2 separate regions of the Homo sapiens genome follow, and region 1 is linked to region 2. The links are chromatin loops, found by intact Hi-C in ENCODE. Cell type or tissue: ovary. All regions are shown on one strand. Links, peaks and the distances in the headings refer to the core of each region. The heading gives the core; the rest is flanking DNA.

Region 1 (16,197 bases), core at 3,736-11,735, 94 kb before region 2:
ATGATGAAAACATATGGACACATAGAGGGAAACAATACATACTGTGGCCTGGTGGAGGGTGGAGGATGGGAGGACAGAGAGGATCAGGAAAAATAACTAATGGATGCTATGCTTAATACCTGGGTGATGAAATAATCTCTACAACAAACCCCCATGACCTGCGTATGTACCTTTGAACTTAAGATAAAAGTTTTAAAAATAAAAATAAATGAAATGAAGTATCTAGTTTTCAACATAAAATTATAATACAAGTGAAGAAAGACACAGGAAGTATGGGTCATAAAAGGAGGGGGAAATGCAATCAATAGCAGCAAATCTAGGTGTTGAACTTGTTGGACAAAGGCTTACATCAGCTACTTTAAAAATAGGGTCAAAGAGCTGAAATAAACCATGTTTAAAGAACTAAAGGAAGATATGACAACTATTTCTCACTAAATAGAGAAAATTATTAAAGAGATAGACATTATTTGTTGTTAAAGAACCAAGTCAAATTCTAGAGATGAAAAAGTACAGTGATGGAAATAAAAAATGCAGCAGAAGACCTGAACACCAGATTTTAACAAGCAGAAGGAAGAATCAACAAACTACAAGATAGGTCAATTGAGATTATCTAGTCAGAGTAATAAAAAGAAAAAAGAATGAAGAAAAATAAAACAGCCTAAAGAAATCTGAGACATTATCAACCATAGCAAACCACTGAAAACATCAGATGTTGACAAAGAGATAAATAACAGGAACTCTCATTCACTGATTACAGAAATCCAAAAGTGTACAACCACTCTAGAGGACAACTGGACAGTTTCATACAACACTAAACATCTTAACCATAGAATCCAGCACTCACGTGTCCTGGTATTAACCCAAATAATCTGAAACGTTATGTCCACACAGAACCTGTACACAAATGTTTGCAGTAGCTTTATTCCTAATTTCCAAAGCTTGGAAGCAAAAAAAAAAAAAAAGTCCTTTAATAAATGAATGAATAAGCAGACTGTGGTACATTCATAGAATGGAATATTATTCAATTATAAAAAATGAGTTGTAAAGCCCAGACCTGGAAGAAATTTAAATGCATATTACTAAGTCAAAGAAGCCAGTCAGAAAAGTCTACATTATATATGATTTCAATTGTATGATATTCTGGAAAAAGCACAGTTATGGAAACAATAAAAAATCAGTGGTTGTCAGGGGCTCCCGGGGAGGAGGGGAGGAAATGATGAATGGAAGGAGAACAGGGAATTTTTAAGGCAGTGAAACCATTCTTTATGATACTGAATGGGGGAATACATGTTATTAAACATTTGTCAAAACCCATAGAATGTAAAACACACACCATCAACCCTAATGTAAACTATGGAATTTGGTTACTAATAATGTATTAATATTGGCTTATCAATTATAACAAATGTACCACATGAATGCAAGTTGTTAATAATAAAAGAAACTCTGGGGGAGGGAGTAAAAGGGGTTACATGTGAGTTCTCTACACCTTCCATTCAATTTTTTGTAAACCTAAAGCTTCTGAAAAATAGTCTATTCATTTAAAAAATGGAAGAGATTGACAAGGTTTATTTAAAAAGACAATCCAATGATATACTGTCAACAATATATTCACTTTAGATTCAAAAATGCAAATAGGTTGAAACTGAAAAGATGAAAAAAGTATTCCATTCAAAGAGTAAGCAAGATAGAGTGCTAATGGATGGCTATACTGATATTACACAATATCAACAAAAAGACAAGAATTATTACTGGAAACAAAGAAGGACAATTTATGATGATAAAATCGCTGGTCCATCAAGAAGATACATCAATTATAAGTACATATGCACCTTGCAGCAGATCTCCAAACTACATAAAACAAAGACTAACAGAACTGTTTGGAGCAATAGATAATTCCATAATTATAGTTCAATGTCAGCATCCCACTTTCAATAACAATAGAACAATTAGATAAAGGTCCACAAGGAAATAGAAGATGTGAACAGCATTATAAACTAACTACAGCTAATTGACCTCTACAGAAAACTCCACCCAATAGTAGTAGAATACATATATTACTCAGGGCACATGAAACATTCTACAGATTAGTCTATAAGGTCATAAAGCAAATCACAATACATTTAAAAGATTAAAATAATGTAAAGGATGTCCTCTAACCACAATGGAATAAAATTAGAAATCAATATCAGGCAAAATATTGTGAAATACACAAGTAAGTGGCGATGAAACAACACATTCCTAAATAATGAATGGCTCAGAGGAAATCACAAGGGAAAATAGCAAATAATTTGCAAAGAATGAAAATAGAAACACAACATACCAAAGTTTATGGAATTCAGCAAAAGTAGATAAGCTAGAGATGTGTTTAAAAGAAAAAAATTCCTTTATCAGTCATTGTTTCTGAAATGACAAAAAGTGTGTGTGCGTGTGTGTGCGTGTACATATGTATGTAAAAATCAAGTAACAATATGTTCAAGATGATTTAATTGTATTATTTAAGTTGCTATTGTCAAAAACTATGCATACTAGAGGGGGAGACTTCAAAAGCAAAATAACTAAGAAAGCTTTCATTCTTTTGCAGAAAATTAAAAGAGAATATGATATAGAGATACTGTGTAGTATATTCATATTAGATATTCCTTCTTAGGTGACATTTGAGATCAACCTGAAACACAGAAAGGAGCCAGTCGTGATAAAATCAAAGAAAGAGCATTTTAGACCTAAAAACATCTAATTCAAAAGTCCTAAAGCAGGAAATGACCTTTGTTTGTAATGGAAAGTTACAGTCACCTATGGTCCCAGCAGAAAATAGATGGCATGCTCCTATGGGAACTGAAAGAGGTTTAACAAAAGAAGTAAATACAAAGTTGTGAGAAGGATTTAGGAACATCAACAAGGGATTTCTGTATATGTATTATATATGGACTACTCTGAATCTAGCAACAGTTGGGAGGCTTAGCAACCAACACAAGGCCTGAAGTAGCAAAGGGAGAAAGTACTATTACAAAGCAGAAAGAGAGAGAACCTGTACGTGGCTACATCCATGACCTGTGATCTTTGGTTGAGCAATACAAGTAGCCTCATTTGTCCCATCTGAAGGAGAGGGTAGGGGAAAATACTTCAAACTAGCTGCTGCCTCACTCTAATCCTCAGCTGGTGACTCATTGGCTGAACACAACCAGAAGTCAAATATCATGGAATTCTCTTGATTTCGCCTCTAGAGGCACAACACAGGGTAGAAACAAACATGGTTGGATAGAGAGTGAATCTGGGGCAGGGGAAGGAAGGGGGAGTGGAAAATATCCAGCACATATGTAATGTGGAAAGATGCACACCCTTATGACACTAACGGTTACCTTTAAAGAAAGGAGAGGGACAACAGACCATGACAGTAGGTCATCAAAGGGAATGCCTGTAATCCCAGCCACTTGGGAGGCTGCGGCAGGAGAATCGCTTGAACTGTACAGCAGAGGTTGCAGTGAGCTGAGATCATACCACTGCACTCCAGACTGGGCAACACAGCAAGACTCCATCTTAAAAAAAAAACCCTTTAAATTTGTATTTGCTATCCCATGCACTTGAATTTGTTTTTCAACATAATGTATTTATGCATTTTGTATGTAATTTTTAAAATCTCAAAGTTATCTGTGTATCTGCCTAATGTTATGTGGTATGTGCTTGGTGAGAGTGAAGAAATTATCATTTCATCATTTTAATATGAAAGCATTAAATATTATGAAATGTTTTAAACTATCACTTGATTCCTTCTCATTGGAAATATCTTTTTATTATCTTTCTTCCTTTTCAACTCATTTTTGTGCCCCTTTATTCTTACAACTAGAAATGATTAAATTTTATGTGAGGTAGTCTAGAAGTTAATGAGGTAAGGTATTCAGGGAATTCTCATTTAAGTTCCCCAGAATCATTTATTCAAACTAGCTCATCTCTAATTGCATCTCATTTAAAATTAGTGTCTACTGTTTTGGGAAATTGAGTAAATGTATTTTAAAACACATCTGACAACAGAAGAGACTTCCTACCAACCTCAGTTCAGTAGGAAACTAATTGTACATAAGTAGCATTTCCATAGAGATCTCTGTCCCAAGGAATTTTCTCTGCTAACTCCTCATCTGGGATAAGGATTAATGGCCTGTTGGAAAACAATGCCCAAGAGGTCTCAGGAAGAGCTTACAAATAACACATCCACAAAGCATTCTGATATTTTCTACTATTGTCTTCCTAACCCATGTTTTCTTCTCTTTGGAACCCTGTAACAATTGAAAACCTAAGTTGTGAAGCTAATTCTTAAATACTCATGTATACTACAGTTTATCCATCCTCTGAACGTTTGAAAAATTCAAGTGTATTCCTTCATAATTCCTTTTTATTGAAAGATATTTATCAAAAGGTGAGTAAAAAGGCACGTTTTCAAGTCCATGCATTCTTAGGGAAATTGAAATATGTGTAGATCATACTGCCACTGCCTAATATACATCTGAAAGGCAGAGAGCATTTCATTTCAGGGAGCCTTTTCTAACCTTTGGAAACAGCTGCTCAGTGGTTCTAAGAAGCAACTAGATTTCTCTTTGTAATTAATCTATCTCTCAATCTCTCACTGAAACCAAATTTAAAAACATTAAACCCATTTAAAATCATTATGATTTTAAATTTGGTTTCAGTGAGAGACTGAGAGGGAGATTTATACACTATATCTGAGAAATATTAAATGCCCAAAACAAATATGAAGCCTTCTTTCAATCAGGTGGATTTTTAGAATATATGTTCAAAATTGGATGGATTGATTTGTCTGTGTGTTTCATGCAGATTCCTAATGTCAGATAAAAATAACTTTTATTTCTTCTTATGATCTTTTACTATATAGAAAGTCTACAAGTGCAGTACATATAAAGAAAATATTGTGTATGGTAAAAATGAAGTATAAGCTACACTAGAATGAAGATGGAAGTGGAGATAAAACAGGAGACATCAACAGGAATAGGGTCTGGTACTTTATTTATCTTTTTTAAGTGAAAGCAAGTTTATTCAGAAAGTAAAGGAGTAAAAGAATGGCTGGCTACTCCATAGACAGAGCAGCCCCAAGGGCTGCTGGTTGCCCATTTTTATGGTTATTTCTTGATGATATGTTAAACAAGGGGTGGATTATTCATGCCTCCCCTTTCTAGAACATACAGGGTAGCTTCCTGATGTTACCATGGCATTTGTAAACAAATGTACTCTACCATATAGGGCAACTTCCTGACGTTGTCATGGCACTGATGGGAGTGTAGCAGCGAGGATGACCAGTGGTTACTCTCATCGCCATCTTGTTTTTGGTGGGTTTTGGCCATCTTCTTTAGAGTAATCTGTTTTATCAGCAAGGTCTTTATGACCTGTATCTTGTACTGACTTTCTGTCTCATCCTGTGACTTAGAATGCCTTAACCATCTGGGAATGCAGCCCAGTAGGTTTCAACCTCATTTTACCCAGCTGCTATTCAAGATGGAGCTGCTCTGGCTCACATGCCTCTGACATTTCCTCCCTCCCCTTTACAAGAGAACCCTTAATCCTAAGGGTTGGAGAGGGACAAAGATCCATCTCCTTCTGTAGCTTCTTCAGGCTTAAGAGGAGCAATGATATTCCTGCCTAACAATTAGAGTCTCTCGTATTTGGGGTAGAGAGGAGCTCGTCAAAAAGCATTGGTATGATGAGAGCCATTCATAACTCTGAGTTTCAACAAGAGGTGCTATCTGAAAGATTGATAAGTGTTCCATTTAAGAAAACATTCACTAAGCATATTCTGCATCCGTATGCAAAGAGTACAAATGCAATGTATTCCACAGCAGCAAAGCAAAATAAGTAAAATTATTCCAGGTAAACTAAATTTAAAGGCTTCCCATGAACTGAGCAACTGTTAAAACCAAGCTGATACAGGGTTGCCAGATGATTCCAATATGTGCCCATGATTAGAATATTGGTCCAGATTTTTACATTACCCAAACCTCTTGTATCTTCTGAGTAACAGTCTAAGATCACTGGTTGGTTCACAGGAATAAGCAGGTTTAGCCTAAATTGTAGAAACAAACTTAAAAACAACTCATGAGACTAGAATTTAATAACAAGTGTACCATACTTCTTGAAACATAATTTTTCTCACTTCAGTTTCTCATTTTTACTGAAGACAAATTATGATAAGACTGATTTACTTTATTGCACTTGGCCTGATTATTTGTATAAAGTGGAACAAGAATAATTATTTTATACATTACCAAAATTTCTTTGTCAATCACGTTTTTGCCAGTGGCTGTGGTAACGAGTTTTGTCATACACAGACAATTGTCTTGTTTTAATCCTCTTCAAAAGGTGGTTTATAGTCAGCTATACAACTCTAACGGATGTTCTTAAATGCAGGTTTCTGATAACTTTGGAAATTGTGACATTAGAATAGAGGAAACAACTTTTGCAACTCTCGTGAAGAACAGGAATGTTCATGAATATCAAACAGAACAGGAGTTAACTGCATAAACTAAACTAAAAGAATAAACTAATCTTTTTGACTTTGCTTAAAACGTTGCTAACCCTTTGTTTTGTTTTCCAGAGTTAAGAAAACTTTTACTTTGAGCTATTTACAGCCTTTAGCAATTGAGTAAAGTATACTTCTGTGGAAAAAAAAAATGGACCATATTTGTTTCTCTCTACCTGATTTCTCCAGAATTTGGAGACTGTTTGTGAGTATTCTTAACTGATGGCAATATATTTATTTGCATAAGTGCAATAAGAATCTGTTTTTTTTTTTTTGTAGCAGGACACAGTTGGAGAAATTGGTTATTTTACCAAGGCTTTGACTGGAATGGTGTGTTTTCCTTTAAGGAATGAAACTTGACTTATAGAGCCAATAAAAACCCCTTGGGGAACTGACCTTCTACCTTGCCTACACAGTCCCTATACAGGGTTTCTGGCCTGTGGTAAGTAAAGAATGTCATTTTCTAACATTCCAAGGATTCCTGCTTTATCTTGGGACCCCATGAGGAGAGGAATTTACTCAACTCATGGGTCTGGCACTTTAATAAAGTGGCTTTAAACATTTGTGATTAAGTAAATCCCCATGTAGTAAAATAGTGATGAAACATTTCTTGAAGTATAAGATCCAAAAGACAGATAAAATCCCAAAGCTAAAAGAAATAAAATACAAGAATGACATGAGAAAAAAATATGAGATCTAAGAATAGAATTACAGAGCTTAAATATACTTCAAAATTAAATCACATTGATTAGTCATTCCTAGTCTGATGTCTTCAGGGAAATGTCCAGAGAAATGGAGGAGCTCTGGGTGACCACCACTCACAGACAAAATATACTTAATAAAGTTAATAACAAAATCCCAAATAATATAAATTTAATAAAATTGCGGAAGACATACTGGAGTGAATATTGTCATTAAAGGTAGTTATAATTAGTTATAATTATGGAAGAATTCATGGAGGATCAAATCTAAAATTGCTTTTTAAAAAATTCAAGGATGGTCCCTGGTAGAAAAAATATAAAAGGTGAACATAACAATGTTAAATAAAGATAGCAGGTATCTAATAGTGAAATTATTTAATAATGTAATTTGCAATTCTCAGAATACAGGCATGCACCACATAATGACATTTTCATCAATGACTGACCATGCATGTGTTCAACAGTGGTCCCATAAGATTACAATGGAGCTAAAAAATTCCTGTTGCCTAGTGACACTGTATCCATGATAATGTTATAATGTAACACATTACTCAAGTGTTTGCAGTGATGACGGTATAATCAAACCTGCACTGCCAGTCATATAAAAGAATAACACATAAAATTGTGTGCAGTACATAATACTTGATGATGATAAATAAATATGTTACTGGTTTATATTTTTGCTATACTATACTTTTTATGATTTTTTATACTCCTACTTATTTTTAAAAAGTTAACTGTAAAACAGCCTCACACAAGTCTTTCAGCAAGTATACCAGAAGAAGATATTGTTATTATAATCATAGGAGATGACAGCTCCATGCATGTTATTGCCCCTGAAAACCTTCCAGTGGGACAAGGAGCTGGAAGACAATGATATTGATGATCCTGACCCTGTGTAGGCCTGGGCTAATGTGTGTGTTTGTGTCTTCATTTTTAACAAAAAAGTTAAAAAACTTAAAAAAATAGAAATAATTTATAGAATAAGGATATAAACAAAGAACATACTTTTGTACAGCTGTATGATGGGTTTAAGTGTTATTCAATAATCAAAAAGTTAAAGAAATTAAGAAGTTTATGAAGTAAAAATGTTACAGTTAGCTAAAATGAATTTATTATTAAACAGAGAAAAGTGTTTTTTAGTAAATTTAGTGTAGGCTATAGACAGTGTTTACAAAGTCTATAGTAGTGTACAGTAGTGGTCTAGGCCTTCACATTCCCTCACCATTCACTCACTGACTCACCCAGAGCAACTTCAAGTCCTGCAAGATCCATTTATGGTAAGTGCCCAATATAGGTATACCATTTTTTATCTTTTATACCATATTTTATTGTACCTTTTCTATTTTTATATATGCTTAATACATAAATACTTACCATTGAATTATGATTGTCCACAGTATTCAGTAAGGTAACATGCTGCACAAGTTTGTAGCCTAGGAGCAATAGGCTATATCACATAGCATAAGTGTGTACTAGGCCATACCATCTAAGTTTGTGTAAGTGCACTCTATTCACACAATGACAAAATCACTTAACAATACATTTCTCAGACTATATTCCTCTTGTTAAGCTATGTATGACTGTATTTATTTTGACATCAAATTAGTTTATATCATGCCTTTATTTCATCTTTCATTTCCAATACGGATTTTCATCTGAAAAAGCACTCAGGCCAAGACATATTTCTAAATTTGATGCACTCATATAACATCTTGATTAAATCAAGGTCAAATAATGTGAAGGGGGTCACACTCATTCAGGAACAACCCTCGAGTACAGATGCTTTCTGGGGCTCTTGAAACTCTGAGTTTATAGTCTCAATATTTTATTACCTCATTTAAAGCAGCAATTACTTTTCAATCTTTAGGATGTTCTTAGTCATTAGCAGAGTATGGAAACAAATGATTAACAATATCTTAAAATATGGATAGTAAAATTTTCTTTGTCATAGCGTTTGGGGATGGATACTAAATGATTTAATGGTGTAGAAAGCATATGGGGGTGTTTGACACAGAGGGTTCACTAAGGACTAGTTGGAAAGAGTGTTATTATTGTTTTGCACACTTCCGGCGTGAGATAGCATATAATCAAAGGGCAACATTCACATGTTAGCCCTGAGGAGCTTTGTATGACACCTCACAGGATGACTTTGAAGATGTAATGAAACAGAGAATGTGGAAGCTGTGCTTTATAAACTTATAAATGTAATCTGTTACCATTAAACAACTAATTGACTGGCAGAGTTACTCAGAATGTTGTCACTGAGATGCTATCTTAACTTTTCAACCGAATATTTCTCATCCTGCAGAAAATTGTGATATTCATAAAACACATGTCACCACTAAAAGAAAAGCATATGAGCAAAAAATTAATCTTTCTCAAAATACTGCTTCACTAAACTAGTTGAGGTTGGTATATCAATGTACTTTCTAGCTGAAAAAAAAGGAAAGGTCTTGAAAATGTAAAATAATTTCAGATTTGACTGTCTCTAAGCCTAAATTGGGACATCAACTTTTGTCCTGACTGCAGTCACTCAGAACTAAAAGACATATTTGTAGTTATGTGCAATCAGTGGGTCATGACAACTATCCAAACTCTTATATTAAAGCAAGATGATAATCTCATTGAATAAAAAAATTTTTTTCAAAATGGATGTTAGCTAAAATTTAACATAAAATATCAAATGCCCAAAGGTTGAACTAAATCGTAATGAATAAAAGCCCAAGAATGCAAAATCGAATTCCTGAGCATAGGGAAACTTTGTCATTGTAGGTTAACTCTCTCAATTTATACTTGAGAAAACAGACAATAAAAGTATTTAATTTTCTTGTTCAATTTCAAATCGCTGAGATAGATTTAAATCCAAAAGTCTTCTTGCCTCCCTTGGAGATGATATGATTATTTAACTAACTAGTTGGAGCTGGACAATGCTATCTTGATGATTCTTATGACTCCAGGTTTTCTCCTCCTTTTTCTCCTACCATTGCTACCTCAATATGTTTATTCTTCTTAGCATTTCAGTAATGCCTTGCAGCACTGTTTCTGAAAATGAACCATCCTGTTCCTCAGCCCCAGGCCACATTTACTCTATCAGACACCTAAAGATAGGAAACAATAAATTTCATTCTAGCAACCTTCTCAGCTGATTTTTATGCAACTCAAAGTTTGAAAACTATACGGTCACTTTTACTTTGTATTTAATCCTCACCTCACTCAAGAATGGTAGTTATTGTCAACCTTCTTACACAGAAGAAGAAATTCCATTTCAGAATGGTTGGGTTACTGGATTAAGATATCTGCCTTTAATTTGTAGTGTCCCATAGGAAAATAAGATCACCTGATACCAGATGTTTTATGTTATTCTGACCCCAGGTTACTGCACCCTGTCATCTATAAGTAGACAATCAATGCATCACCATGTTTTGTCGATACCCATAGCTCTACCTTCTTTGGCATATCCCTACTACAGGTGAAACAAATTGAAGATAATGCCACTAACTAATGAAAGCCACCCTGAAGAATTTATTCTGCTAGGCTTTGCAGACCGCCCTTGGCTAGAGCTTCCTCTGTTCACTAGTCTTCTTATAATGTACCCTATAGCCGTGATGGGAAACATCACAATCATTCTCATGTCCAGGTTAGACTCTCGTCTTCATAGCCCCATGTATTTCTTCCTCACCAACCTCTCCTTTTTGGACATGTGTTATACCACAAGCATTGTCCCTCAGATGCTGTTTAACCTGGGAAGCTCTAAGAAGACCATCAGCTATATGGGGTGTGCGGTTCAGCTTTATTTCTTTCACATAATGGGGGGAACAGAATGTTTGCTTTTGGCTATTATGTCCTTTGATCGCTATGTGGCCATCTGCAGACCTCTTCACTACACCCTCATCATGAATCAGCGCGTCTGTATCCTTAGTTTCCACCGTGTGGCTAATTGGAATAATCTATGCTGTCTCAGAGGCCACTGCCACATTACAATTGCCACTGTGTGGTCTCAATAAACTGGACCACTTGGTGTGTGAGATTCCTGTTCTGATAAAGATTGCCTGTGGTGAAAAGGGTTCTAACGAGCTCACACTCTCTGTGGTATGCATTTTTATGTTAGCTGTCCCACTATGCTTAATTCTTGCTTCCTATGCTAGTATTGGAAGTGCTGTATTTAAGATCAAATCTTCCAAGGGAAGGAAAAAGGCCTTTGGGACATGCTCCTCCCATCTTATTGTAGTTTTCTTATTTTATGGCCCAGCCATCAGCATGTACCTTCAGCCCCCCTCCTCCATCTCAAGGGATCAACCCAAGTTCATGGCCCTCTTCTATGGAGTGGTGACTCCCTCACTCAACCCTTTTATCTACACCCTGCGGAATAAGAATGTAAAGGGGGCATTACGCAACTTGGTGAGGAGCATTTTCAGCTTTAAGTGATAGTGGGTAGACATAAAATGAAGTTATTGAACAGTTAGAGTAGGTTGCTATGGTTTTATCTAACAAATTCTTGTCTCATAATCAAATATCGCTTTACATGTTCTTGCAAAATATGTTATGTCTCCGAGACTCTTTGTAAACATGTTCAGCAAGGATTATACTTGGCTAGTAGGCACATTATATTATGGAAATATATTAAAATAGTTCTATACTGGTTGGTACATACAGAGATAGTAACTGTGTTAAGTAGTAAAAAAATTAGTAAAATGAATTTATTAGTTCAAGCTAATTGTAAAAATAGTATAGCAACCACTCATCAATGAGCCTCCTGTCAGAGTCACCTGAGAAACATTCCATCACTCTCTGCATGTTGTCCCAAGTCTAAATGGGCAGTGTGGCTACACTGGGCATTCAATGTGAAGCACATTATACTTTGGAATAATCATGAGTCTCATAAGCTTATCAACCCCAATTTATGTAGATACTATTGCTTCTTAAAAATTCAGTGTAATTCTTTTTTAACAAATAAGTATGCAGTGATTTTGTATTTTTAATTAAATAATTTATTATTAAATTTTGAAATGAGTGGAATAGTGGGACAAAAAGTATGAAAAAGTTTCTGATACTTTCCTTTTACATACTATAATAATGAGTCTTCGAATCAGTGAGATAACAAGGAAGTGATATTAATAATGAAACACAACCTGGAAGCATTTCCGTGCACAATTTGGAACAGCCAGGAATGCCTTTTGGAACTAACTGTGTTAGAATCAGAATCAGTATGAGAAAAAAATAATTTGCATTTCTGGAACAAAAAGCAACTTGATTACCTCAACAAACAATATGTCTTTTTACTGATGTAAATGTTAAATGCAAATGATGTACAAAACCTGTATCATTAAAAGTTGGAAGTGCTAAAACTTAGTTCTAGGACTCACACCCCAAAACTTAAAACTTTGTCACGAAATTAGTTACAATTTATGAGAGCAAATGAATAGATTTTATATTTACTTGGTGTTGAATTAATATGTTGAGAGTTCAACACGGTGTTGTGTAGTGAAGAAGTAAATACTTGTAAGAAAAACAAAAGGTCATTTGGACTTTTCTGGCATAACTTCTGGTATGATCAAGATCTAAGCCAATAATTGGAAGGAAAACCTCATGTTAGTTCAAACAAGAATCAACTGCAAACCAGATACACTTGCTGAAAAATAACAGATCATCTGGTGCTGATACAGATCCTCAAATCATTGAACTTTTATATATCTAGTTTGGAAAAAAATTTAAGTAACTTTAAAAATTGGCATATTTCTGGTTGATTGCCAGAAAAATGTTTTCAAATTTTATACACATGCACACACAAACACATGACCTAATTCTGTGGTGTTAGACAATAGCTTTGATCATTTTTATTAGTTAAGGTATAGTTTGTCTAACTTAGTCTTATATACAGAAGTATATAGTAATTTCTAGTTTTGAAGGCAAAACACAGAACGATTTTTGTCAAAAGCTTTGCTATAAAAACCCATTACAGTTCATCTGACTCTCTCAAATTATCCTCCGTCCTTGGCTAATGTATATACTACCTTCAAGTCCTGTAAAAAACATTCATTTCAGAGGCATGAGTGAAATCTAGACACAGTGAAAAATCAGGATTTCCTAAGAATTATATGCAAAAATCTCAGAATAAAGAATACTCAGAACAGTGGACTGGAAAACCCACAGAAAGGTTTTATTTGGACTTTGCATTTCCAGGGAATATATACTGCTCAGTATGCTACAGCATGAAGGATACTTCAGTCAACTTTTGAAAAATTCTGTAGAAGAGAAGGGACGCATTATACTTGAAAGAGAAAGCGTGCTCTACCTTTTGTGTAAAGCATGAGCAATTCTGAGATTGCCTTTCAAGGAAAGTGATCTAAAGTTCTTATTTCCCCAAGCAAGTAGGCCTTTCCTAAATAACAAATGGAAGAAAACAAAGCATTTTAACCCTAGATTTAAAGTCACTAAAAATGTATTTGGAAAAATATTTAAGGTAGAACTCAAGAAGGTTTAACAGTGGCTTTCTCCATATTAGAGATGTCCTAAGATCTGCATAGCATAATAACTGCAAGGCAAGAAGTGCTAACATGCACCTTCAAGAATGTGCCTTTGGGATGAGTTCATGTCCTTTGCAGGGACATAGATGAAGCTGGAAACCATCATTCTGAGCAAACTATCACAAGGACAGAAAACCAAACACCACATGTTCTCACTCATAGGTGGGAATTGAACAATGAAAACACTTGGACACAGGGCGAGGAACATCACACACGGGTGCCTGTCATGGGTTGGGGGGCAGGGGGAGGGATAACACTAGGAGAAATACCTAATGTAAATGATGAGTTAATGGGTGCAACAAACCAACATGGCACATGTATACCTATGTAACAAACCTGCACTTTGTGCAAGTGTACCCTAGAACTTAAAGTATAATAAAAATAATAATAATATAGACACAGAAGCAAAAAAAAAAAAAAAAAAAGAATGTGCCTTTGGAATGAAAAAAGAAGACTAATTAAAGTACTCAAAGAAGAATTAAAAATATTTTCAAAAGGCAAATAAAAATTGTAATATTTAATAGGAGTATATAGTAATACATCACTGGCTGAGGAAATATCATAATCATAATCAAAAAGTCATGTTAAAAAGGAGAACTCACAACTATTGAAAAGCTGCCATGAGCTAGTAAAAGTGTTAAACATATTGTATGTATGGTCTTATTTAATCTTTCAATAACCCTTTAAGGTATGTATTAGCCACATTTGATAGATAATGAAAATGTGGTTCACTAATTCTTGAGCTTGCATAGTGTACGTCAGAACTAGAATTTGAAAGCTTTCAATTACCAAAAATTCATGCTTTTTCCACCTTATAACAAACTACTTGCAAAAATGATGGAAATTTAAAATTATACATTCAAAATCATGAAGAATTCAATGTTTCCATCTGAAATTCCATGGGGCAATATGGGAGACTGAAAGGAGGATCTATGTTGAATGAGAACCAGGAACCAGAACCAAGGCTGATATTAAAGAATGTGTGTTTCTATAGGAGATGAGAACTTGAAGGATTTTAAACCCTGAGACAATGTAAGACCTTTATTTTATGACTACATTTAGCAAAGTAAAAAACCACTTGGAGTACAAAAACATAGGAAATTAGTTAAATGTACTGCAACAATCTTTGCAATAGATAATGAGGCTCTCTAGTAGGATAAGAGAAGTAAAAATGAAAAAGATGGGGGAAGTGTGAGAGATTAACATAGGAGGTTAACTTGGAAATTTTGTTAAATGTGTGTCCTCTGGGAAAGAGATGAGCCAAAGACAGTGGTGATGATGTTTTAAGTCTGCAGGATTGAGCAGAAGGTGTAGATTATTTCAACGACTTTAATATCAAGGAAAGTAGTTTTTGAAACAGAAGTTAAAAGGACTCTAGAAAAACTGAAGTCAAATTCCGCGGAAGATGTTACTAATTATCTACAAGAAGAAATAGACATCAGTTGGCCGGGAGCAGTGGCCCACGCCTATAATCCCAGAATTTTTGGAGGCCAAAATGAGCAGACCACCTGAGGTCAGGAGTTCAAGACCAGCTTGGCCAACATGGTGAAACCCCATCTCTACTAAAATTATAAAAATTAGCCAGGTGTGTTGGCATGTGCCTGTGGTCCCAGCTACTTGAGAGGCTAAGGCACAAGAATGGTTTCAACCTGGGAGGCACAGGTTAAAGTGAGTGGAGATTGTGCCACTGCACTCCAGCCTGGGCAACAGAGTGAGACTCCCATCTCAAAAAAAAAAAAAAAAAAAAAAAGACATTACTTGCAAAAAGAGAATTAATTGTTATCAAAAATTTTATTTATAAAGGATAAATCTAAATGAAATTTTAGCATTTCTTTTTTGGAGACATTAAAGATATCCAACAATTTAACATGATGTTATATTAAGATAAAGGGTTTATGCATACCATACTTAGTATGATATATAATATACATTTTAACAAGAATTAATATTGGGAAGTGGACAACAGTAGTTTCTGCAGACACTTCTAAGTCTTAGAGTCTGTAATCCCCTTTCCCCAGAAAAACTCTTCAAAGTAAAATAATAGTATTTATAAGAAACACTGATAAGTGTCCAACTTAAGGTTGTTTTAATATATGTGATATGTGATATGCTGTCTGCATTAGGATAGTGAGGAGGCAGGGCTCAGTGGGCAATAGAGAGGATTCAAATGTTTTTGCAGAGAAACTGCTTTAAAATTTGCTTCTGGAATTTCTCCCCTTGCTATGATTCCAATATCCTTCCACTGAGCAAACAGTAGAGTTAACTGCACCATGGGGACATCATCTTCTTCTATCTCAGGGGATTCATTATCTCAGATCTCAAATTCTTAAGTGCAGCAAATCCTCTAATCATTTCTTTCTTGAATCCATAGAAGCTATTTTGCTAGAAAGAGTACCAACTAATGACTGAATCTGAATTCACTATGTGACTCTTAGGCAAATGGGCA
Region 2 (16,197 bases), core at 4,750-12,749:
TACAAATAAATGTTTAAAATATTTCATGCTCATGGAATAGAAGAATTAATACTACTAAAATGTCCATAATACCCAAAGTAATTGACAGATTCAATGCAATTCTTATCAAAACTCTAATGATATTTTTCACAGCATTGGAGGAAAAATTCTAAAATATGTATGGAACCACAAAAAAACATAAATAGCCAAAACAACTTGAACAACAACAACAGAAAAGCTGAGGCATCACATTTCCTGACTTGAAACCATATTACAGAACCATAAGAATCAAAACTGTATGATACTGGCATAAAAGCAGACACACAAACCAATGGAACAGAATCAAGTCCCCAAAAATAAATCCTCACATATATGGTCAACTAACTAATATTTGACAAATGTGTCAAGAATATACAGGAGAAAGGATACTTGATTCAATAAATGGTGCTGGGAAAACTTAGTATCTATATGCAAAATAATAAAATTGAACCATTATCTTACGTAACTCACAAATCTGATAAGGAGTTAATATCCAAAAAATACAAGGAATTCAAACAACTCCATAGCAAAAATAATACAATAAATTGATTTTTAAACGGCCAAAGGACCTGAGCTGACATTTCTCAATAGAAGACATACATATGGCCAACAGATACGTGAAATAATGATAATGCTCAACAGCACTATTCATGAGAGAAATGAAAATTAAAACCCCAATGAGATCAGCCAACATGTTAGGATGGCTATTATCGAGACGAGATAACAAGTATTGGCAAGGATTCAGAAAGAAAGGGAATCCTTATGCACTACTGGTGGGAATGTAAATTGGAACAGCCATTTTAGAAAACAGTATGGAGGTTCCTCAAAAATCAAAACTAGAGCTACCATCTTATCCAGCAATCCCACTGCTGGGTATATACCCAAAGGAAACGAAAATAGTATGTCAAAGAGATATATGCACTCTTGTGTTCAATGTAGCATCATTCACATTAGCCAACACTTGGAAACAAACCAAGCATCCATCAAAAAGAAGGAAATTCTGCCACTTGCAACAACATGGATCAACCTTGTTGGCATTATGCTTAGTAAAATACATGAATCAGAGAAAGACAAATACGATATGAACTCACTTATACATGAAATCTTAAAAAGCTGAATTCACAGAAACAGAGAATAGAATTAGAATGGTGGTTTCCAAAAGCTGGGGGAGGGGAAAATAGGGAGATGTTGGTCAGAAGGTACAAGCTTTCAGTTATAAGGCGAACAAGTTCTGGGGATTTAATATGCAGCATGGTGAATATAGTTAACAATACAGTATTTAATATTTGAAATTTGTTAAGAGAGTAGATCTTAAATATTCTCACCACAAAACAAGAAAAAATATGTCAGCTGATGGATAGGTTAATTAGCTGGTTTGTGGTAATCACTTCACAATATATACATATGTCAAAACATCATACACATAGTAAGTGTATGCAATTTTTACTTGTTAATTATACCTTCACAAAGCTGCAGTGAAAAGAACAGAGGTAAAACTATATTATTTTCATAAATTGCATAAGTGTATATTTTATGATTACTATGAAAAAGGGGTTTTTTAAATTTCTATTTTTAGTTTAGATTCAGGGGGATACATGGGCAGGTTTATTACAAGGGTATATTGTGTGATGCTGAGGTTTGGGCTTATATTAATCCTGTCACCCAGACAGTGAATATAGTATACAATAGGAAATTTTTCAGTCCTTGCTCCTCTCCTCCTCTCCTTCCTTTTGGAATCCCTAGTGTCTACTGTTTCCATCTTTATGTCTGTATGTACCCAGGATTTATCTCCTTAAATTTTAAATCAAGTGAGAAGATGTGGTGTTCGGTTTTCTATTTCTGCATTAATTTGCTAAGGATAATGGCCTCCAGCTGCATCCATATTGCTTCAAAGGACATTATTTCGTTCTCTTTTATGGCTGTGTAGCATTCCATGTTGTATATGTACCACATTTTCTTTATCCAATCCACCATTAATGGGCACCTAGCTTGATTCCATGTCTTTGCAATTGTGAATAGTGCTGCAATGAACATGTGAATGCATGTGTCTTTTGGGTAGAACAATTTATTTGGGTGGGAGGCACATACCCAGTGATGGAATTGCTAGGTTGAATGGTAATTCTATTTTCAGTTCTTTGAGAAATTCCCAAACTACTTTCCATAGTGGCTGAACTAATCTACATTCCCACCAGCAGTATAAAAGTGTTCCATTTTCTCTGCAGCCTCATCAATATCTGTCATTATTTTACTTTTTAGTAATAGCCATTCAGACTAGTGCAAGATGGTATCTCATTGTGGTTTTGAGTGGCATTTCTCTAATGATTAGTGTTCGAGCATTTTTTATATGTTTGTTAGCTGCTTTTATGTCTTCTTTTGAGAATTGTCCATTCATGTTCTTTGCCCATTCTTTAATGGGGTTATTTGTTTTTCTCTTGTTGATTTGTTTAGGTTCCTTATAGATTCTGGATATTAGTCCTTTGTCAGATGCATAGTTTGCAAATATTTTCTCCCATTCTGTAAGATGTCTGTTTATTCTGTTGATAGGTACTTTTGCTGTGCAGAAGCTCTTTGGTTTAATTAAGTCCCATTTGTCAATTTTTTGTGTGTTGCAATTGCTTTTGAGGACTTGGTCATAAGTTCTTTGCCAAGGCCAATGTCCAAAAGGGTATTTCTGAGTTTTTTCCCCAGGATTTTTATAGTTTGGGGCTTTACATTTAAGTCTTTAATCTTTCTTGAATTAATTTTTGTATATGGTGCTTGGTAAGGGTTAAGTTTCATCCTTCTGAATATAGTTAGCCAGTTTTCCTAGGACCATTTATGGAATAGGGAGTCCTTTCTGCATTACTTATTTTTGTCGACTTTGTTCAAGATCAGTTGGTTGTAGGTATGCTGCTTTATTTCTGGGTTCTTTATTCTGTTCCATTGGTCTAGGTGCCTATTTTTGTGCCAGTACCTTGCTGTTTTGATTACTGTAGACTTGTAGCATAGTTTGAAGTCCAGTAATGTGATGCTTCCAGTTTTGCTCTTTTTGCTTAGGATTGTTATGGCTATTTGGGCTCTTTTTTGGTTCCGTGTAATTTTAGAATCATTTTTTCTAGTTCTGTGTAAAATGACGTTGGTAATTTAATAGGAATAGTGTTGAATCTGTAGATTGCTTTAGGCGGTAAAATTTAGACATTTTGTTTATGTTGTTGATTCTTCCAATCCATAAGCATGGAAGGTTTTTCCATTTGTTTGTGTCATCTATGATTTCTTTCAGCAGTGCTTTGTAGTTCTTTTTGTGGAAATCTTTCACTTCCTTGGTTAGAAGTATTCCTAGATTTTGTGTGTGTGTGTGTGTGTGTGTGTGTGTGTGTGTGTGTGTATTTTAAAGGGAATTACATTCTTGATTTGGCTCTCAGCTTGAACATTATTGGTGTATAGAAATGCTATTGATTTTTTACATTGATTTTGTATCTTCAAACTTGACTTAAGTTGTTTTATCAGGTCTAGAAGCCTTTTGGCAGAGTCTTTGGGGTTTTCTAGTCATAGAATCATAGCATAATTTGACTCCTCTTTTCCTATCTGGATGCTTTTTATTTCTCTCTCTTGCCTGATTTATTTGGCTAGGATTTTCAGTACTACGTTGAATAAGAGTAGTGTCAGAATTCTTGTCTTATTCCAGTTCTTAAAGGGAATGCTTCCAGCTTTTACCTATTTGGTATGATGTTGGCTGTGGGACTGAAATAAATGGCTTTTATTATTTTGAAGTATGTTCTTTGGATACCTAGTTTATTGAGGGTTTTAACATGAAGAGGTGTTGGATTTTATCAGAAGATTTTTCTGCAACTATTGAGAGAATCATATACGGTTTGGGGAAAATAAGGCTTAAAATATTTGATTTCATAAGTTCACGAGAAGGTAAATAGGTAGATTGTTTTGGTTTTGTATTTTTCCCCAAAATATACCAAAAATATTTTCCGATATTTCAAAAAATATCATTTACAATATTTCAGATATTTTGGTAAAATATATGGTCCACCAAAAAAAAAAAAATCAAACAGAGCCAAGTTTTGTGGCACACACCATTAATCCCAGTGACTGGAAAGACTGAAATGGGAGGATTGCTTGAGCCCAAGAGTTTGAGGCCAAAATGAGCCATGATCACACCACTATACTTCAGCCTGGGTGACAGAGTGAGACCCAAAAGCCAAAAGCCAAAAAAAAAAGAGTCAAAAAATAGAAATGTAAAGGATAACATAAAAGCAGTCTCAGAAATCTCTTTCTTCTGGGAACATACTCTTTATCCAGGCTATTTGATGATCAATATCATTAAACACGGATCTCCATCACCACATAAATGAGTTAGCATTATATTTCTTGAATATATCACCCTAGATAACCTTGACTGAATGGGATATTTAATATACACATCAGATATTGTTCTAACTGCTTTATAGTCAACAAACAATTATTGATCCCTGTTACATGCTAGACTCCCTTCCAGGCACCAAACAGCCACTGGAAGCTAATATAGCATCATCAAGGAATGCTGAGTGCAGCATTATCACAGGGCTATCAGGTCCTGACCAATTAGTCTACGGAAATATTGGAAGACAATGTCCGTAAAATTGCATAGTAAGAAATCAACATCTACACGGAACACTATTCCTAAAGAGAGAATGTTTCTATTTGGTGGGATGTTATATAAAAAAAGAAAGAAAAAAAAAGCAATGAACAAATAAAACACTATATATAATTTGGCTGATGAGCTTGTTTTCACAAATAAAAGTAAGCTCCATTAAGTCAGGGACTTTACTGTTTTGTCTATTTAGTTGTTTGCTATATTTCTATTGCTAATCAAATTTGTTGAATTGATTCATTCAGTTACGTGGCAAAAAAGGGGGATCAGATCCATATTCGTTTGGATCTTAGGTTTTAATTGTGGGGAGATACATTTAAAAAAAACAAAATTTAGAGTGATAAGTGCTACGAAAAACACATGGAAATGTGATAGAGATTAGCTGGGGAGGAGGGATTTTAATTTAGATTAAGTAGTCAAGGAAGATCTCGTTGAATAGATTATATCTGAAAAACGATTACAAACAAGGAGTTCAATTTGGGGACAGAATCTGCCAGGCCAATGAAATTCAATGCAAAGACACTTTAACACCTGCAACCCTGGAATGACAAAGGCATGAGACGAATGGGAGAAGGAGGGAGGGATGAAAAGGAGCCAGGCAAGGTGCATCTGGTAGTTCTTGGTAAGGAGTCTGAATTTTATAGTTAAGTGCATAGGAAGTCTAAAAAGATTTCAAATTGGCAAATGGAAATACTTGATTTGTGGTTTTGGTTTTCTTGGGTTTTGTTTTTTGTTTTTTCGAGACACAGTCTCGCTCTGTCGCCCAGGCTGGAGTGCAATGGTGCGATCTCGGCTCACAGCAACCTCTGTCTCCCGGGTTCAAGCGATTCTCCTGTCTCAGCCTCCAGAGTAGCTGGGATTCCAGGCATGCGCCACCATACCCGGCTAATTTTGTATTGTTGTATTGTTGATTTTGTATTGTTAGACGGGGTTTCTCCATGTTTATCAGGCTGGTCTCGAACTCCTGACCTCAGGTGATCTGCCCGCCTCGGCCTCCCAAAGTGCTGGGATTACAGGCGTGAGCCACCGCGCCCAGCCAACGTGTGGTTTTTTTAAAGAACGCTTTTGGCCGCCATATGGAGAATAGATTGAAAGGGGAATGAATTAAAGCAGAGAAACAAGATAGTAATCCATTGGGTAATCCAGGAAAAATAGGGTGGCCCAGTTTGTTAGTCATTCTGGAAATGGAGAGAAGTCGAGCTTGGAATCATTCAGATTTTCAAGATGAGGGCAGGCTAGTAATTAAGGATAACTCCTTAATTACTGGTTTCTGGCCAGAAATAGGTACATGTTTATATCATTTACTACAATGAGGAAGACTGGAATGAGAGCAGATTCAGTGCAATCAAGAGATCTATTTTAGCTATGTTTAGACTCATAATTTTGTGCATGAAATTAGGCAGTTGGAACTACCTATTCCATGCTCAATGTAGAAGACTGGAAATAGACACTTGAAAGCCATCAATATGTAGATGGGATTCAAATCCTTAAAACTCTAAGATTCTATCTAGGGACACAGTATAAACAGAAAAGAATTGAGCCTTTGGCAAGGGCATAGGAATCTCAGGACACTGTATTTCTAAAATTTCTACATATGCCAGCCAATACAGTTACTCTGATATGCGGCCAGTTGTGGAAGCACTGCTAATAACTTCACTTTAAATGGTTTCCATAAGTTAAGGGCTAAAGTAAGCAAGGGAAAAAATTGTTAAATAAAAAGGAAACAGGAAAACATGTCTTGATTTATTCAAAGGGGTATGGAAAGGTCTTATATTAAAGTTTAAGGCAAGGGCATCTGCTTTACAAGCTGGGTATATCCATTTTTTGATAACAAATGAAAACCTTTTTAAAAATTAATTCAAAAATCCAAAGGATTTCTCTATAATTTCTCCAGAGTAACAAACCCATGGATTTTAATCACAGAATAAGGAGCAAGGGACTAGAAAAGTCACTGTGTAGGAATGTATTTAAACCAGAAACATGGGTGGGCATGACAATTTATATACATTTTTGTTTTTCAAATGAAAATTGAATATTTGCTATGGTTGAATTGAAATTGTGAAATTCAATTATAACTTTAAAGTGGTTTTTAAAAGAAAAAGGAGAACTGTAGAAAATTTGACTAAAGGGGAAGAGAAAAATACATAAGTGAAACTGAGATCTCCAGTCAAAGTGAACAGTTTCAAGTATTCAGATGTTTAGAATCTTGATAGACAAAAATGTACCATTAGTAGATGTTATGTTTCTTTTTATCATCATTATTATAGCATTTATAAAGAATACATACACATACATATGTATATACTATGTATATAGTATATATATTTCATATATGTGTGTATTATATATAAAATCCTAAAGGAAGTGCTTATAAGGAGAGTATTTTCCAGATGTTTTATCAAATATCAGCATAAACTTTCCCCAAATATTTCTGCAGCACACAGACACCCTGAACTGATTGAAATTGTAACAGTTAATACTTATTTGGATGCTGTGTGCCAACCAGTACTGTAGTATTTACATATGTTAAACTTATTGAATCCTTACATTCGCCCTTTAAATTATGTATTATAATATCCCCTATTATAGATAAGAAATCGGAGGCAATGAAGGTTAAGTAATTTTCCCAAGTTCACACATCTGGTAACTGTAGCCACCAGGATTTCAGCCCAGAAAGTCTGGCTCCACAATCTATCCATCTAACCATTACACTATACTATATCTCAAGTGTAAAATATATTGATTATCGTACAGAAGCAGATAGTTAAAATTATTTTATTGATCAGTAATGTCATCCACATTTGAACATGTATCATGAGGCAGCCAATTCGTGCTTATGTATTTTATTAAAACCAATTATTACTGATATGTAATTTTAATTTAAGGAAGCTGTTAAAACCTATGATTATAAGCCAACTCACAAAAATTTTCATAGTATATACTTACTCTAGAATTTAATGTGTAAATAGTGACCTCTGAGACAATAACAAAACTAATTGTCGTAGACAATGAAGTATTTGAATCATCCCTCATGGTCACCAAAACAACTGAGAAAAAATGTAAATCTTATGATTCTGGTCTTACTGTTTAGAGCTTTGGGGATTAAACATCTCTTTCAAATACAACTGTTCTGACCATGGGTATCAGAGATAACCACTAGAGGTACCTCATTTAAATGATATCTGCTCAGAGCAAGTTTAGTTCCACAATCAATATTTGTGCTTTGAATGGTAAGATTTTTCTGTAGCTAAGTATAATTGTAGTGTTGGAAATCTACATTATTTAAGAGTAAATTTTATATTATAATACATTCACAACCAAAAAAATATGAAAATACATTTTCTTATTTCTTTGTCCTATAGTTTTCCTTCATATTAAATAACTTTTACATCTACTAAACCTGCCCTAGTGAAATATTAGGGTATGGTCTAATTCTAGGCTGGCATTTTCTATGACACTGTACTCTAGTAAAGTTAATTGGATGCAGTCCCAATGGTTTAGATAATCTTTTTGATTATCTGAGTCTTCAGGTAATACTGGGAAATTTTGTTCAATTCTGATTCTGAATTATCCGGTTGCTTTTCCTAATGTTTCTCTATGGTCAAGACCTACTTGCAGGTTGATTTAAACTCAGAACAAGAAGTAAGAATTTGTGACAGGTTTCATCCTCTTACTTGAAGTCATATATTCGAGAAGGAGGAGTCCTGTTGAGAATCTCTACCCTAACACACTTTGGGAAAAGCAGAATTCTCCGTGGCACTGCAGGGAAATCATGAGAAATTTACAGCCCTGGAGAAAAAAATGCTTAACCGGGATCTATTTTCCATAGTGTGGATTCTACAAAAGTCGAGAAGTAGAATGGCAAAGGAACTCCCTCTGGATCACAGTAATGTTCATCCTTAATCTCTTGGAGAAACAGTATGCCTGGATTGGTAAAACAATTTGTAGAAAGTAGAAGAAAAAGAACTTAGATCTGTATGGGCTGGTTTTATTTCAGAAGTCTGAGAATAAATATTGATCCAGCAGAAACAAAAGCGAGAAAGATAGATTAAATTGAAAATGAAGAATTCAGATACTTGTTTTTAATTTTGTTTTGTTTTGTTTTTTAATGCCATTTGTGAAACTTGTCAGCAAAATATTTTATTCTTGAAGGTTGTGGAGCCATAAAGGACTCAGATTTTATGTATCCATTTCTAAATCTCATACTGTGCATGAAAATTTATTTGAAGATTTTTCTATGTCACTTTTTAATAGGCAGAAGGAGGATTTTTATTCTTTCCTGAGTTAATCTTTATGGACTGTAGTAATAATGAAATAGTTAAGAAATTAACAGCATAATATTGATTTTAATTTTAAAAGAATTTTCAGGTTTTTATATAATTTTAACTGAAGCCCTATTTTATTCAGAAGTTAGGCACAATTATACACATCAACGAGTCTGTTAAAATAAATAAGCATTAATTATTGATGCCCCTGCTCAGACATTATGGAACTTTAATGGGGTGTGACAGCTTGAAATATCTTTCAGAGAATTATTTTTCTTTCTATCCAATTTGATTAATGGCAAAACTCAGAATCAAATCATAATTTTTGAAAAGCTAATGCTAAAGAAATCACAAAATGATTTTCTCAAAACGGCTATTTCAACCACCATCTCCGGTTAGTCTCACAAATGTATCCACTTTTGAATCATGGCCACAGTTGGAAGTAATTTCTTAATAACATTCAAAAAAACATATTTGAAATGGCATAACAAACAAAAAAAGCACAACTTTTTGTACTACATCTATATAAAGAGAGAGAAGAAGCACCAGTTTGATATTTATCTGGGTTTTGTTTGTTTTTGAGACAGGATCTTGCTCCAGCACCCAGGGTGGAGTGCAGTGGTGCAATCATAGCTCACCGCAACCTCAAACTCCTGGGCTCAAGTGATCCTCCCGCCTCAGCCTCCTGAGTAGCTGGGACTATAGGAGTACGCCACCACACCTGGCTAATGGCTGTTATTTTTTAACCAAATGTTTTATATTAGCTTTTTGACCACTTTATTGAAGTATGACTGACATACAAAAGCAGTACAGATTTAATGTATACAACTTGATGAGTTTGAAGGTGAGTATATACCTGTGAAACCATCAACACAATCTATCCCATATATACATCCATCACCTCCAACAGTTTCCTCCCACCTTCTTTATTGTGTTGTGTATGTGTGTGCGTGTGATGAGAACACTTAACATAAGATCTACCCTCCTAGCAAAATTTTAAGTATACAATATAGTATTTCTTAAATGTAGTGTAAAGTGGCTGACAAGTTTTAAGGAGATGGATGACATGATTTCATCAAATGTTGTAACAATGTAAAGGCATAAGACTGGATGCAAGGACTGGATGCAAGACTATTGCCAGAATCCAGAAAAGAAATCATAGTGATTTGAATTAGGGTTGTGGTGGTAGGGATTTTTTAAAGTGATAGGATAATTAGCATATATATTTGCATCCAAATTTACCAGTTTTGGTGATAAGGCGTTAAGAATGAGAGAGACAAGGCGTCCAAGGGTAAACACCAGATGTCCTACATAACAAACTAGGAGATCAAAGGTGCTTAGTCACTAAGATATGAAAAAAGAAGAACAATCTTTCCTCACTCTTTTTTAAGGTTTATTTTTAATTAAGCAACAATTGTATATGTTTATGGGGTGCAATATAATGTTTTAATATATGTTTATAATGTGTAATGATTAAATCAGGCTAATTAACAAACCCATCACCTAACATACTTATTTTTTGTGGTGAAAACACTTAAAATCTACTCTTAGTAATTTTGAAATAAACAATGCATTATTGTTTATTGTAGTCACCATTCTGTGAGATCACTAAAACTGGTTCCTTTTTTCTAACTGAAACTTAGTACCCTTGATCAACATCTCCCCTTTTCCCATCCATCTCCTGCCCCCACTCTCTACCTCTATGAGTTCAACTTTTTTGGATTCCATATATAAATGAAATCATGCAATATTTGTCTTTCAGCTTACTTCAGTTAGCATGATGTCCCCAGGTTCATCCTCCAGGTTATCACATCTTTTCCTCATCCTACCATTAGCCCAGTACTTAAATTTTATAGGTGAATTTACTGATCAAATAAAAGAATATGTTCATTTTATCAAGCTAACTAGCTTATAAAGAATCATAGGGTCATTTTAGAACCAGCATCTATTTCAAACTTTCAAATCTACACGTTAGATAATTCAGACCTCAAGTTTAAAAGTGAACTCCCCAAGGTCACCTGGATTTTTTTTAAAAAATCTAATATTAAACTCATTGCCATAAAAGAATCTATGACAAATAGCAGATTTCTTGGCTGTAATTTTTACTTTTATCCATTAAATTTTTTCAATTAGTAACATAAATTATCTCTCTTTGTTTAGTTCTAATTTTATCAAATTATTTAGATAGTTCATGTTGACAAATTGTTTCTTCCTCTTTTCCTTTTCTTCTTCCTCTCCCTCCTCCTTCTCCTCCTCTACCTCTTCTTCCTTCTTCTTCCTTCTCCTTATCCTTGTATCATCATCTACCTCCTCCTCCTCCTTTTCTCACTCTAGGATTTAGACATTGAAGGACTATGGACCAAAGCAATTATAGTTCTTTACATGGTTTTATTCTGCTTGGCTTCTCTAACCATCCAAAAATGGAGATGATCCTGTCAGGAGTTGTCGCCATCTTCTACTTAATTACATTGGTGGGTAACACAGCCATCATTCTTGCATCTCTCCTGGATTCCCAGCTTCATACACCAATGTACTTTTTCCTCAGAAATTTATCTTTCCTAGATCTATGTTTCACAACCAGCATCATCCCTCAGATGCTGGTCAACTTGTGGGGACCTGATAAGACCATCAGCTATGTGGGTTGTATCATCCAACTCTATGTTTACATGTGGTTGGGCTCAGTTGAGTGCCTTCTCCTGGCTGTTATGTCCTATGATCGTTTTACAGCTATATGTAAGCCCTTGCATTATTTTGTAGTCATGAACCCACATCTATGTCTAAAGATGATTATCATGATCTGGAGTATTAGTTTGGCCAATTCTGTAGTATTATGTACACTCACTCTGAATTTGCCCACATGTGGAAACAACATTCTGGATCATTTCTTGTGTGAGTTGCCAGCTCTGGTCAAGATAGCTTGTGTAGACACCACAACAGTTGAAATGTCTGTTTTCGCTTTAGGCATTATAATTGTCCTCACACCTCTCATCCTTATTCTTATATCCTATGGCTACATTGCCAAAGCTGTGCTGAGAACGAAGTCAAAAGCAAGCCAGCGAAAAGCAATGAATACCTGTGGATCTCATCTTACTGTAGTGTCTATGTTCTATGGAACTATTATCTACATGTACCTGCAACCAGGTAACAGGGCTTCCAAAGACCAGGGCAAGTTCCTCACCCTCTTTTACACCGTCATCACTCCAAGTCTCAACCCGCTCATTTACACCTTAAGAAATAAGGACATGAAGGATGCCCTGAAGAAACTGATGAGATTTCACCACAAATCTACAAAAATAAAGAGGAATTGCAAGTCATAGATAAAGACTAGAGTGAATAAGGCAATTAAATATGTTTTCTAATTTTCTTTAATTTTTACAAATGCAAGTAATTCCTAGGTCATGGAGATCCATAAATATAATTATTATATACAAACATTTTGTAGATGCAAACAAAATTACAACCATTCTACTTAGCTCCTTTATGTCCCTGATCATTGGTATATCATCAGAGAAAACAGATCATTAGAAATTTTATTTTTGCTTGAAATAAAACACAAATGGGATGTAAACATAAATTTGAATGCATTTAATTTATTCTAAAACCACATAGAAACTGTTTTGGTTATCTAGTTTTGTATTTTCAATGTTAATCCTTGCCTCTTCCAAAGTATAGACCTGAGCAAATGGTTTCATATACATTATGGTGTGTATATTAAATAATATACCCATAATGTTCATTCTATTGGAGCTTGAGAAAAAATATACATATACACAATAATGATTTTGTACACCCAATCTTTTGTAATGCCACCCAAATATTTATTTGTGTTTGATGCAAACAGTGCAGTTTATAAGACAGTAATTGTCATAAGCCCCATTTAAAACAATTCACTCTTTTTTCAATGAAATTTCAAATCGATATCTTGAGTAAAGGGTCTCTGCTATTTAAGTCTATTACTACTCTATCGTAATATAAAGCCACAAATTAAAGGGTTTTAAAGGTAATGACACAGTCTTATCAATTTCTCTTTCATTCGTTAAATGTTTATTCCATGATTGTCTCAACTTAATGGAAAGATAATATGACTAGTTTGAAACCAGTTAGGCTTTTGACATACATCTGTGGAACTGGCGGATTTACGTGAATTTTTAGAAATGTGGTAATGTTTATATGTAGTGGAATTGCATAACAGAATAAATCTTTTTATTTCTATTTATCATAATATAATATTTAGCTTTTATGGGACAATGTGATTACTTTTTAATTAAACTTTTATTTTTGCCATGATCTGATACCTTTCTCTAAAAGTGCCCATTATTTAATAATAGTAGCCAATCTAGATAGATCTAGAAAGACACACTGCTAGAATCTAAAAATATATATTTTCTCTTCCATCATGTCATCTTTAATGATGAGCAGCACACCACTAGCATTTTGAGTTGTCCCTTTCTTTGGTGTACCACTGGTTTTCACAATGTGGATAATATGTTACAGTAAGATCAGGAGAGATGGTAATTATGCCTTTCTTTTGTGAAGGAGGAGAAGGGATCTTTGAAAGTGAAGGCTGGAAAGAGAACCTGTCTAACTCCTCAACCTGGCATTTCCTCAAGAAAATGTTAGCGAAGAAAACAAAGGAACAAGGAGGATCTGGAAGTTATTTCCTTAAAACTAACTTTATAACCCTACAAAAGTCTCTGCATCCCAGAGTGTGCCCCCCCGTTGAAGCCCATTGTCTTAGACTATGGTTCTCTTAACAAGCCATACAAATCTCTATGAAGGTTAGAATTGCATTGTTTTGTAAATATTATTTATAGAACTGATAAGCCTCTAGCCAATGTAATTATAAGTTTCTTGAAAGCATAATTTTGTATAGTTCTTTCTCGATTCACCATCATATAATAGGGTTCCATGACTCTTAGTAGGCATTGAATATTTTTAACGATTTGGATGAATTTTTCAGTGTTCATGCAAATGTTTGTAAACAGAGCAAAAATCATCTTGTTATCATTTTTAACTAAAAAAAACATACACAAATATGAGCTAAGCAGAATATCCCAAGCCTTCAAAAACATGTCCTAGAAAATTTCGGAAATGTCTTACCTTGACCTGCATCATAATTATGCTTAATTACTGTTGTGGAGCACCAGTCTCAACGGGCTTAACAATATCCTGAAACTAAGTCAGCTCTCTTAGATTTTATACCCATCACATTTATCTTTTTCTAAGGTTAGCCCTTGGCCAGGGCAGGAAAATGTTTCTGCCACTCACAAAACACTCAGTAAATAGGTAATTTTCAAAACCACATATGCCTAGTGTTGGAAAAATGCAATATAATACAATCTAGTTTATTGCCTATTTTCCTTTCATATGGACATCTCCAGATTCTTCCACAAGAAGTTCAACTCTGATTGGTACCAATTAACCACAACATGGTAGATGTTGACTAGTTCAGACAAGGAAATTCATAATGATTTATGATTAAAGATAAAAGCAACCCTTCTGAGTCAACCATCATAACTTGAGGAGTGGTGGACTAAGAAAACCATAGTAGAAAATGCACATAATGACTCCCCTCAGTGCAAGTAAATAGCTAATTCTTTCAATATTTCTCTTCTTTAGAAGACTATAATCTAAAAAATACATTATTCAAATTCAGAGAATCACGAATATCTAGAGAAAATGAAATGCCATTTTTACTGTATCTGTTTATATTCATAACAATTATTAATTTTCTCTCATTTCTTAAACAAAAACTTATAAATGGATTCAAGCAGAAGATGCTATGATACTCAATTGTCATATAGTGATGAATTTTGAAGTACAGGAACCTCTAGAGGTCAAATACATATATATGCACTTATTATCCAATTCTAATCCCATTATTTTAATTGATGTGTTTGGGTATCTTTGCAAGTACATACATTTACCTACTTTACAATGAATATTTATATCTTAAATAAATTTACTGACATGTATTATTGAAGTATGTTGCATAAAAATGATATGGCATATCAAATTTTCAAACATGCTGTAAAAATTAAGCTAATTATTAATTGGTAACATTTTTCAAGCAATACCTGGGTATAGATGCTGATAATTTATAAGTCTAAATATGTACCCAACTTACTGAAGTACATTGATTCATTTTATCACTTTTATAGATATCAGTTCATCCAGGTCTCTGGCATTTCTGATATTGGTTTTTGTATTAATACATAAGTTAATTTTTTTTTTGAGATGGAGTCTGTCTCTGTCGCCCAGGCTGGAGTGCAGTGGCACAATCTCAGCTCACTGCAACCTCCACCTCCCGGGTTCATGCCATCCTCCTGCCTCAGCCTCCCGAGTAGCTGGGACTACAGGCGTGTGCCACCACATCCGGCTAACTTTTGTATTTTTAGTAGAGACAGGGTTTCACCATATTGGCCAGGCTGGTCTCGAACTCCTGACCTCAGGTAATCCACCCACCTCGGCCTCCCAAAGTGCTGGGATTACAGGCGTGAGCCACCGTGCCCAACCTGCATAAGTTAAATTTTAAAATTCTTTCTACTTTCTGAAGAAATTCTGACACTCTCCATTGTATTTCTGAAAATTATTTTCTATGGGAGAAGGATTCTATTATTTTTGAGGATTTTTGTTTAAAATACTGCTCCTGATAAATTTTTAACCTCCTCTCACAGTTGAGTCCCTGTGGCCACTGTCCTTACCAATTTCTACTGTACGAAACAGCTTCTTCTCCACTTAAAGACTATTTCTTGTCCTCTTGCCAGTGAACCAAGCCTATTTTCTTTTATTCTCTAAAGTACCACTAACAAGTGGGGAATGCAGTTAGTGGGATTTTCATAAAGAACTGGGAATAATAAAGGAGGATTATACTGCAGGATAAAAAGGAAAACATTGCCTAATGAATATTTGACTTCTTAAAATTCCTTAGCAATCCCTACCACAGAGCTTTGCTCTCTGGATGTCTGCTTTTTTAGGTCCCCCTTGCTCCATGTTTTGGAAGATCTTATTTACTTTCGGTCCCAACTTCTATTCCAATCTGTCTTTGTCTCTGACCTAGGACCTCCAATTCTTTCAACTGTAGTGTCTGTGAAGGAATAATGTCACTATCACTTAGAGAGAAATATTTGTCTGGCTCTATCTTCTATAAACACTAGAATAAGGGGTAAAGATACACTCACCTTGCATTAGAAAATAGAATTTGTTGTTTTAAGTAAAAGAACACCTTTTCTTCTGCTGCTGCTGCTCCATTCCTCAGAACACAGATGCAATTAAAACAATTCCAATCTTCTA

Evidence for each region. Hi-C counts contacts between places; a loop is a spot of excess contacts. Peaks named below come from ENCODE experiments on the same cell type or tissue, not always from the same donor. Only the 100,000 strongest peaks of a DNase experiment are listed, where the experiment ranks them.
Region 1: a loop joins it to region 2, with 9 times the contacts of the local background. A loop is called at or near these places in 2 of 110 quality-filtered maps.

The regions. Positions count from the first base shown.
Region 1 is chr6:29,133,335-29,149,531 of GRCh38, reverse strand. It overlaps the pseudogene OR2N1P. Among named protein-coding and RNA genes, the nearest start is that of OR2J2, 29 kb to the left of the region's middle. In ovary, for the core only: no CTCF peak of the experiment used is centred there; no DNase peak of the experiment used is centred there.
Region 2 is chr6:29,040,237-29,056,433 of GRCh38, reverse strand. OR2W1 (olfactory receptor family 2 subfamily W member 1) reads left to right here and starts at 11,259. Exons shown (of 1, transcript NM_030903.3): 1 at 11,259-12,221. The coding sequence starts at 11,259. The coding sequence ends at 12,221. The region is part of intron 1 of OR2W1-AS1 (OR2W1 antisense RNA 1); the gene reads right to left. In ovary, for the core only: no CTCF peak of the experiment used is centred there; no DNase peak of the experiment used is centred there.